Regions from separate parts of the Mus musculus genome. Here region 2 is linked to region 1. A link is a loop called in an ENCODE intact Hi-C map of the cell type or tissue named here. Cell type or tissue: gastrocnemius. All regions are shown on one strand. Links, peaks and the distances in the headings refer to the core of each region. The heading gives the core; the rest is flanking DNA.

Region 1 (5,379 bases), core at 57-5,056:
GAATTGAGTAGTAGAGAAGGCTGGTGTGTGATTGCTATCCTGCTAGCTAGGCAGGTTGGATCGCAACAGATTTTTGTGCTCCTTATCTGGGAGGCCAAATTAATTGCAGGCACATTTCAGCCAGCCTGCTCTTGTGTTTGTGCAACTAGTCACCCCTTTGGATCAGCAGTATCACCAGCCACCTTCCTACTGGCTGCTAAAGAGGTTTTTCTCAGTAGTGTCCTCAGTTTCTCCCCTCCAAACTTGCACTATGCATCTCTGGGCCAGCCAGACATCTTAGAGCCTCAGGCAGAGAAAAAGAAACTGAGCCCACTCTCTCTGCCTTGCCTTTAGCAAGGAGGGTGTTTAGACCTGCTGGGGCTGAGCTGTGAAGACAGAGTCAGAAAAGTAGCCTGTACCAGGGAACACTCTAGACAGAGGAGAGATGTGAGGAAGAAAGGCAGTGGCTGAAAGGAACCAGAAGCCAGATACTGCCCCTGGGAAAAAGGAAGGACCCTACAAAGATCCCGCTCTGACAATGACCCCAGCATTGCCAGTGAAGCCTAAGCTTAGAGGCTTCCTAGGGGTCCCTAGTGCTTTTGACCTTCCTACCTTTTTCCTTCTTCCACTCTATAGACCCAAATTAGAAATGTCTGGAGGGACAGAGGAGCCCCCCGCCCCCAATTTCCCATGCATCCTGAGGAACTTGACCAAAGTAGCCAGAAGATGCTGGTTCTGGTGGCCCTGGTTACTTGGGCATGGCAGCGCTTTGATCTTATTCAAGAACCCCGATCTTCTAGTTAGAGAATAAACAGAGTGGAGCAGTGGAGGCCTGGTGTTGGTGCTACACATTGACCTTGCCCAAAGTTCTCTTCCTACATAAGAAGACGAACAGCAGGCTCCTCTTTGCTATGAGCACATGAATTCCCTCCTATGGAATTGTGATTGTGTGACAGAGCGAATGAAGTAAGCATACTTGTCAGTACCTTTCTTGAAAGGAGGGTGACCAAACCTCCAAAAGTTAGGGAGTCGGTCAGCAAGCAGCTACAAAGAGGACAAACTCCACAGGACTCACCAATCAGTCTTAAGGTACTTTGCAAACTTAGGTCCAAGTGAGAGTTTTAAAGACGATGACCTGATTCTTTTGGCTTCTGGAAACCAAACCAGTTACCCTATGAAATAGGAATTTCTGGTTTCATTGGCTTAGAATTCAGGAACTGGGTGGTATATATATTTGAAGCCTCCTGCATTTCGTACAGGGTTGTCCCATAAAAACACTGGCTTTTCTTTGTCTCTGGACCTTCTTGTTGAATTTCTGCTTCAGAACAAGATAGTCTGAACGTGTAATTTTGCTTCCTCAGGTTCTGATATTGTTGTAGGACAGCGTAATTCTGTGTGGCTCCAGGTTTGTCTGAATGTGGATATCCGGTGTCTGCATGCATGCCATGTTTGCATCGTTCACAGCTGACAGCAGGCTTTTGTTTTAAGTTGGTTGTATCTGTCTTTAAGGACTTAGTTTCCTACTGATTGCTCTGTCAACATGTATGTCTCTGCCAGACACCATTTGGATGGAGTCTAACCATCATGGAGAGTTCTGGTCAGCCAGCTCTCCTACATCTTATATTCTCTATGTTGAGGGGGCAGTAGGTTCATGGGTGGAGTCTTTGAGTCTTACCTCATGCCTGTCCTAAGGGAGGGAGAGGGTAGAACTGGACTGGAATTCTGGAGGAAGGTGACCTACTCTAAACATCTCTTTGGGTCTGTCCCCACCCTCTTCCTGTCTTTGCAGATATTTGAAATCATTGCGGTTCCCAGCGACAGAAATGGGCAGCAAAACCTTGCCAGCACCGGTACCCATTCACCCATCCCTGCAGCTTACCAATTACTCTTTCCTTCAGGCAGTGAATGGCCTGCCCACAGTGCCCTCGGACCACCTGCCCAACCTGTATGGTTTCAGCGCTCTTCATGCGGTGCATCTGCACCAATGGACGCTGGGCTACCCAGCCATGCACTTGCCTCGATCCTCTTTTTCTAAAGTGCCAGGTGCGGTGTCCAGCCTGATGGACGCTCGCTTCCAGCTGCCAGCCTTCCCCTGGTTTCCCCACGTCATTCACCCTAAGCCAGAGATCACCGCGGGAGGCAGCGGCGCAGCACTTAAGACCAAGCCTCGCTTTGATTTCGCTAACCTGGCCTTGGCTGCCACACAAGAGGATCCCACCAAGCTTGGCCGAGGGGAGGGCCCTGGCTCCCCTGCTGGTGGGCTGGGCGCCCTCCTGGACGTGACCAAGCTATCCCCAGAAAAGAAGCCAACAAGGGGACGCCTGCCTTCCAAGACCAAGAAGGAATTCGTTTGCAAGTTCTGTGGCCGCCACTTCACTAAGTCCTATAACCTACTTATCCACGAGCGGACGCACACTGATGAGCGACCTTACACCTGTGACATCTGCCACAAAGCTTTCCGGAGGCAAGACCACCTACGGGACCACAGGTGCGACACTGCAGCACTGCGGGTGGCCCCAGAGAGATCTGTTTCTGCTGCTTTGGCTTGATGCTTCCCCCTCCCCTTTTAGGTTCCCAAGAGTCTCCAGTGGCTGTAAGCATTCCCATACCTCTGGGGGAGTCTCTAAATCCATAAATGAACTCCCTTGCCCTGCCTCCGCTTCAGGAAAGGTTTTAAAACGCGGGTGAGAGAAATACGGTGATGAATAGGACCTAAAACCGCGTCTTCACACGGTCGGGTCTCCTTGCCAGGTTCTCAGTCCCCCGGAAACTGCCCAATAACTGTCCAATAAACTGTTCCTGCAAAGACGGAGAGATTTAGGAACGGGCACTTGAAATAGGAACGCAGAAACGTTTTCGTTTTCGTTAATTTCATGCAGTTTTTAGTTTTTAAGAATTTCTTGGGCAGTGCAGATCTAGAAACTGTGTGAAGCCTGGTCTGTTGATGACCTCCAATGTTGACTCAGCCTTTAGGAGGAGGTGTTTGCTACTTCTCCCAGGAAGGCTGGTGGTCTCTTTGCCCTCTCCTCCCTCCTCTCCCCACTCCCACCCACGTCCTCTGCACTTTGCTCGATCTTGCTTGCTTTGCCTGTACCCACAAGCACCTTAACAGCAAGGGGGGGGTGAGATATCGGACAGCCATTTATAAACAACATTGCGTTATGTTGTCTGTCTCTACCCTTAGATATATTCACTCCAAAGAGAAGCCTTTCAAGTGTCAAGAGTGTGGGAAAGGATTCTGCCAGTCCCGGACTCTCGCTGTCCACAAGACGCTACACTCACAAGTGAAGGAGCTCAAAACCTCCAAGATCAAATGCTAAATAAACAGAGCCTGCGGGGCGCCAGGAACCTGGGGCGTGCTGCCGCCTTCTCTACCAGAGGGACCCAAGCTGAAGGCAACTCTGCGGGCAGCGGGAGGGGCTTTCGGGATCTTCCTTCCACAGCAACAAAATCCCTTGGGTCCTTTGCGCTTGCGGCGCTCCTGAGCCTTGGCCCGGGCCGTGACTCCTACAGCCTGGGCGGCTCCCCTAGGACGCGGCTAAAACTTGGCCAAAAGGCGGTACTCAACTCACACGCCGGAAGGAAAACTGCATTAAAAAAAAAAAACCAACAACAACAACAGCAACACACATACACACACACACACACACACACACACACACACACACACACACACACACAACGAAAACTCCGCTGAGCCGCAGCGGCGCCTCTCACAGAAGTATTACTTTTTCTATTGTTATTTTATACGTTTTCTTTACTCCCCCTCCCTCCCCTGACCATATAAGCTTGTAAAGTCTTGACTGCGGAGAGGGGGGAAAGAAAAGATCTGCGCGCCCTGGCAATTTCCAGTCCCCCTTCCTTTCCCTATCCCTACACCGGGGACCCTGCGAAAATGTAATCCTTGTATCTGCTTCTGCCATCCGGCCCCAGGGGCCGCTGGCTCCGCGCGACTCCCGGGTGCTCCCGCTGACCTACAGCTTCGGGCGCGGAAACCCGGCTGAGAACCAGGCGCCCGGGGCTAAGGGGACCGGGCCTCCGCTCCTCTGTTCCAACGCTGCGCGCGAGCCAGCAGCCGGCCAGGAGCCGGGCGTTGTATTGCGACTGGCACTTTATGCTGACCATCGGTAACGGACATTTATCACTGGAGTTCTTTTTTTAAAAAACTATTAAATAAACGGTTATTTTACAGGCACGTTAGAATAGATATACCCTCTCGGGTCGCGAGAGAAAAGCTCTTTTATTGATAGAGGAACAGATTTCTCTGTTCAATTTCCACCTGTCAGCTTCTCTCACCTGGTCCTGTTAGGGTGAGAGGGATGAGGTGGCAGAGGGAGCTCTGCGACCCGTGGTGTTGGTCGGTCTCTGTACTTAATTCCGTACTTTCCAGTGTCAGAAGTCCAGTCTCCTAACTCCCCAAATCTGGAAAGCTGTGAGTTGCAAAGGACAGAGTCTGCTGCTATTACACTAAGTTGTGAGAAATCCCAGCCTCTCTGGGTGCGGGCGTCCTGTAAGGCCCGCGAGGGAACAGAGTACCTCTCCCAGGCTCCACCCCACCCCCGACACTAGCAGCTTTCCCAGACCAGCCTGTTTCCTTCCTTCCTTCCTTCCTTCCTTCCTTCCTTCCTTCCTTCCTTCCTTCCTTCCTTCCTTCCTTCTTCCTTCCTTCTTTTTTTTTCTCTTTCTTTCTTCTTTCTGTTGTTGTTGGGTTTTGTTTGTTTCTTTGCTTTTGCTTTGGAGTGTGATCTGCCTTCACAGGGCCTCTAAGCCATACACACTTTCCTCTGTCCCTGCCTTTCAGAAGGAATTCACAATATGCAATCAGTCTTCGCAAAGTTCCCCAATCTACATCCATCTAGTCTGTTTTCTTTGGGAACCCCTTACTCCCAGTTCTTCTCTTGGAGCTTGTTCTCCAGCCGAATCGCAGCTCCAAACCCACTAAGATTCTTCGCAATTTGAAAACCTCGAGAGGGATGGAAGTGGATGCCTTGGGGTCTACCCTCCCCTCACCCCCTCAGGCTCAGAAAGGGAAATAGTTCACCTCTGGCAAACCGAACCTACCCTTGGGCGTATAGTTTTCCCACAATTAGAGATCTGGCTGTCCTGGCTCTCCTGTTCGGGGGCGGGGCTGGGCTCCCCCCAGCTCCAGCGCCTAGACAGCAAGACCGCGCAGATGGTGGCGCCCTTGGCCTTTTTCAAATCAAGCTTAGCTTTTCTGGCTTCAGCCCCTGACACTACATATAGGTGGGGACCACTGGGTTGCGCTTCCCTGCATCAATGGCCCAAAATCCAGCTTCAAGCAGTGTCCCGCGGACTGAGAAACCAAGTTCAGGGTGCAGTAGTTAAAACGCTCTCTTCTTTCAGGGCCTGTCTTGCCTCACCTTTTCCTGGAAATGATAC
Region 2 (5,379 bases), core at 95-5,094, 250 kb after region 1:
CACCAAATTGGATTCACCTGTATCCTGGTACACCTGCGCAGCACTCAAGATGTTTGTGTCTTATATGAGGAAGTCAGGTGCAAGTCATATGACTTAGCTGCAGTCCCTGGCGCCTTTGGGACTGCCGCCACACCTGCTCCTCACACTTACTTTATGAAGCAGGGGTCTTATTTTTACTTTGAGTCTAGTATAATTCAGCACTGGATCTATCTGAGCCTGGGTCTCTCTCTCTCTCTCTCTCTCTCTCTCTCTCTCTCTCTCTCTCTCTCTCTCTCTCTCTCTCTCTTTCTCTCTCTTAAATCAAGAGACTTCTTATTACTGCTTTAATTTCATTGACTTTTATAGAACTGCATAACTTGTTTGTATGTTTTTGATTTAATTTTGGTGGATCATGTGCATCTAGAAATTAATGCATTTTTCTGTAGAATTTTCAATGTATTAGAATGTTTATTTTCAAAGTTTGTAATAAAGACCTCCAAGTTGCATCAATATCTGCTGTAATGTCTCTATTACCTTCTTCAAGTTTAATAATTTGAGTCATATTTCTTTCCATTGTAGTAATTTTGACTAATATTTGCCAAATGTTTATTTTGCCAAAGAACCATCTTTTTGTTTCCTTGTTGTTGACTTTTTGTAGTTCTTGTTTCATTTCCATTTGAGTGATTTCTGATTTGATCTTGGATTCAATATAAATTTATTTTTCAGGAACCCCAGGATATACCATTAAATTCTGGCTCCTATAGTTTTGACCTCTAACTTTAAAATTTTACACATTTTATAAAAGTCCTTCTTAGAATCACTTTTGATATATGCTATAGGTTCTGATATCTCCTGCTTTTATTTAACTAGATTATAGACATTAAAATTTTGTCTCCTGATTTCTGTGATCCATTTACCCTTTAATAGTCTTGTGTTTAGTCTCCATTAGCTTGTATATTTTCTATACTACCTCTCACTTCTGATTTCCAGTTTTGTCCTATTAGGGATAGATAGAAGAAACTTACAAACTTGCTTTTCATCTCATATATGTCATGATTTGAGAAAACTCCATAAATTCCTGAGAATAACATGAATTCTACTGTGTTTGAATGGAATATGCTGTAGATGTCTTTAAGTCCATTCAAAATATAGTGACATTTAACTCAGATGTTTGTTTCTGTTGCGGTGATTTATTTATTTGTGTGAATGGAGCATCTGAGTGACTTCTTGTTATTTTGATGAGATCAGTTTTTGACTTTGTGTTCAATATTGTTTGTTTTGTGTAGTTGAGCAGGTATATGTATAGAATGACTGTTATGCATATGTTGAGAATTGTTACAAACTCTCGATTTTTTCAGTGTGAAGTAGATTTCTTTATTTCTTTTGACATTTTTTTTGTTTGAAATATACTTTTTCAGATCATGGTAGCCCTGCATTAGCTTACTTACTAATTCCATTCTATTGGAAATATCATTTTCTTCTTTTTGCTCTAAATTTGTGTTTATTTTTTCTGGAGATGTCTGTATTTTTTAAAGATGACACAGTTAGGTAAACACCATATTTTGTTTTTAATCTATCTTCAAGTCTATAGCTTTTTATTAGAGATTTCATACAACCAATATTCAAAGTCATTATTGCAATGTATGCACAAACTCTTGTCATTTAGTCGTTTTTGCAATGATTTTGTGTGCTTTATGTCATTCTTTCACTCCATTGCCTAGGACTCTTTCAAGTGTTTTCTATAGTACTGGATAATGGTCATGGCTTCTTTTATTTTGTGTTTATTATAGTGATTTTTATTGTTTCATTAAATAGAGATAGCTTTTTGGGTAGAGTAATGTGGGTTGGCAGTCACTATCTTTCAGATCTTAAAATACATCATTTCTCATATATATTCTTGTATTCCCTTATTGGTATTTTAAATGCTCCTGTATCCAAAAGGTCATTATTTGACTTAGGAATTTTATATTCTGACCTTACTGAGTATAGTTTTGCTATTTTGTATTTTTATGCTCATGATTTGTACAGTTGTTCTCTTAGTTTGCCATATATTGCATAATTCACTCCTACCTTGTTACTCTATTTCTGTCTGAATGTTCCTACCATCTACCTTCCTTTTAAACCTTATAGGACCTGTTTTCAACTTGATCCACTCTATTAATGAGGCTTTGTACGTTGTTTTTTATTTGATTTAATTCCCCACATTTCAATATGATTTTTTCTGGTTTTGTATTAAATTTATTTTTCATATTCTTTTTTGGCTTTCTAATTAAGCACTGACTTATCCCTGTTTGTGCTCTGTCAGGATGCTCTGGTTTGAATGTGAAATCTCTCCTGTTGATTCAACTGTTTAAACACTTGTTGTCCAGGTGGTGGCGCTGTTAGGGAAGGTTGAAGAATGTTAAGGAGGTGGAGCCTTGCTGGAGGAAGTGAGTGCCCGAGTGAGGGTGAGGGTTTGAAGCCCAGCCCCACTTCCTGTTCCTGCTTTGCTTCCCAGAGTGCGCACACAGTGTGATCAGACAAATCCCCACTTCTGCCACAATGCCTTTCTCACCAGTGTCCATGTCTTCCTCACCACTATAGAGTGTATCCTTCTGGAACTAGAACCCAAAGAACCTTTTCTTCCTTAATTTGCTTTTGCCAAGCTATTTTATTACAGAAATGAGCAAGTAACTAAGATGCTAGTAAGTCTCATATGGCTCTGCCCAGACTCCACTCCTGTGTGGTTATAACCCTGGGTTTTCCTACCTGTAGTTAGAGGTATTCTTGGGGCTAGGGGATAGAGCTTAGTTTTCTGACACTTGCCCAAAGTTCTCAGAATTGGTCATGCTAGGTGAGAATTTTAGAACTGCCAGGTAACTCAGGAGAGACCTTTAAAAATATTTCTTTGCCATGGCTCTAGTCACATGCCATGAGGAAGAGATCTTTCTGGCACTTCTGTGACTTGTATGACCCAGGCTCATTGTCTAGTTGGGCTTCAAATTAGCTCAGTGATTGTATCCAATGCTGATTATGCTTTGGTATATCCCTGTTTGCTGACACAGCTGGCTCCAAACTTGACTCTTTTTTCTGTCTTCTTAAAATTTGGCATTTTGAACATATAGTGTGTATTTTCTTGAGGCTCCGTCTTCATCTAAAACCACAGTTTCAATCCTCTGCACTTATACTCATTGTACAGTTGAAAGCACTGCCTCCTTGCGATTGAGCCCTCTAGAATGCAATCTAGATGTTCTTCTATTTCAAAATTATAAAGTTTATTTCTTTGCTACTGAAATGAGCATTTTCCTTCCATCTCCAAGCTTCATAGCATATCTGCTTTTCAATTATCCATGACTATCCCAGAGATTTTAATAGTTGGTATATTACTATCACCTGCCATCTTCTTTCCCTTCATCTTGCGCGCGCTCGACTGGCCAGGAAGAACGACGCTGCAACAGGATCCTTCTGCACACGTTTATTGGGACAGCTTGATTGTAGAGGCGAAAAGACCCCGAGCCCAGAACTGGTGCTGCTTTTATAGGCCTAGGAGGGTCGTGTCTCACACCCGGATTGGTTATGCACTAAGCCTCATTTGCATGTTTCTCATCTGATTGGCTACTCTCTCTCAGTACCTTACAGAACCTCATTATCATACCTCATTTGCATGTCTCACATCTGATTGGTTATACTCTCAGTACCTTACAGAACCTCATTATCATACCTCATTTGCATGTCTCACATCTGATTGGTTATACTCTCAGTACCTTACAGAACCTCATTATCATGCCTGGGCCAGGCAGTGTCTTTGCAAAAAACTTTACTGCATATGTACACATTGGTTGTTTGTCCAAACTTATGCGTGGTGGCCAGCAGTAGTCAGTGCCACTCTGTAACGGCACATGTGGCTTCCCACACCTTCATATTATTGAGGTATGGAGGAGACCCAAATCCTTTCTTCCTGACACTGTTAGGTAAGCCCTATACACTTCATCAATAGCCCTTTCCTGACATATAAATAAAAAACCCTCCATATTACTAATAAAACAGTAGTAGGTCCATTTACTTCAAAGCTTTTTTGATCAGAACATTTCAATGGAATATAAATATTTATATTCCTCAAAATATCTTTAGGAATTTTTATCAACTGATTCCAGTCTCATGCTATACTCTTCTCTCCACTCTTTTGTCAATAGTCTACCATTTCTACAATACTTTCTCCTATGTCAAGATGGCCTATTCCCCTGGTATAAACCTGCAAATACTTAGTTCTTGATACACTTCTACTTATATAAAATTTTATTAGTATACTCCACATAAATACTGGTGGTTATTATGCTTTCTCTTCTTTCCTAATTAATCCAATCCAAAGATAAGAATGTCTTCGTGTTTAGGATATGAATTGTTACCTTAATTTCCATGAAACACATTGTCTCTACAAAAGTAGGAGACAAATACTCAAAGGATGTGGAATGGATTCTGCAAATGTTTGTGAATATATGTTTATGAACAGTCTTGCTTTTTTCATATATATCACAAATGAAAGCAAAGATGGGCTAAAAAAAAAGATGATAAAGAGTGCTGACAATCATAATTTATTGGTTGAAAACTGGTTTAGAGATGAATATCATTCCAGTCACAGCATCCAAAACAAGTCATTGACCTTTAAGTTTCCATCTCTCTCTGGTCTACATGGTAATCACCAAGAATACTAATAACAAATGCTGGCACAGATGTGATGAGAGGCAAATCCTTAAACACTATTGGTGAGAACACCACATAGTATAATAACTGTGAAAATCAGCCCAAAGATTTTTTAAAATTAAAAAAAACATGTCTATTCCACACCCTTGAGTATATGAACAGTAAAAACTGAAACCTTTGGCTTATAATAAAAAGAAGAGCTAAAGTTGTGAGTTGGTGGGGAGGTGGAAATGGATCTTGGAGGAGTCAGGGAGGGAATATAGAGTGAAAAATGATAGAAATACATTAAATGAAATTCTCAAAAACTTATTTTTAAAAACCTGCAATATGACCTAGTGTCTTAGTCAGGGTTCTATTCCTGCACAAACATCATGACCAAGAAGCAAGTTGGGGAGGAAAGAGTTTATTCTGCTTACACTTCCATACTGCTGTTCATCACCAAGGAAGTCAGGACTGGAACTCAAGAAGGTCAGGAAGCAGGAGCTGATGCAGAGGCCATGGAGGGATGTTCATTACTGGCTTGCTTTACCTGGCTTGCTCAGCCTGCTCTCTTATAGAACCCAAGACTACCAGCCCAGAGATGGTCCCACCCACAAGGGGCCTTTCCCCCTTGATCACTAATTGAGAAAATGCCTTACAGTTGGATCTCATGGAGGCATTTCCTCAACTGAAGCTCCTTTCTCTGTGATAACTCCAGCTGTGTCAAGTTGACACAAAACT

Evidence for each region. A loop is a pair of places that touch in the nucleus more often than their neighbours do. Peaks named below come from ENCODE experiments on the same cell type or tissue, not always from the same donor. Only the 100,000 strongest peaks of a DNase experiment are listed, where the experiment ranks them.
Region 2: it touches region 1 in a loop (2.7-fold over the local background); 1 of 42 quality-filtered maps calls a loop at or near these places.

The regions. Positions count from the first base shown.
Region 1 is chr12:9,577,327-9,582,705 of GRCm38, forward strand. It overlaps Osr1 (odd-skipped related transcription factor 1), which reads left to right. Exons shown (of 3, transcript NM_011859.3): 2 at 1,769-2,467; 3 at 3,164-4,174. The coding sequence starts at 1,803. The coding sequence ends at 3,299. Gm40268 (a long non-coding RNA gene) reads left to right here and starts at 4,640. Exons shown (of 3, transcript XR_872473.1): 1 at 4,640-5,379. In gastrocnemius, for the core only: no CTCF peak of the experiment used is centred there; DNase peaks (open chromatin) are centred at 2,188, 2,446, 3,408 and 3,974; H3K4me3 peaks cover 3,743 bases; H3K27ac peaks cover 1,784 bases.
Region 2 is chr12:9,831,105-9,836,483 of GRCm38, forward strand. No RefSeq gene overlaps it. Among named protein-coding and RNA genes, the nearest start is that of Gm22845, 32 kb to the right of the region's middle. In gastrocnemius, for the core only: a CTCF peak has its summit at 2,342 (motif pointing right); a DNase peak (open chromatin) is centred at 2,398.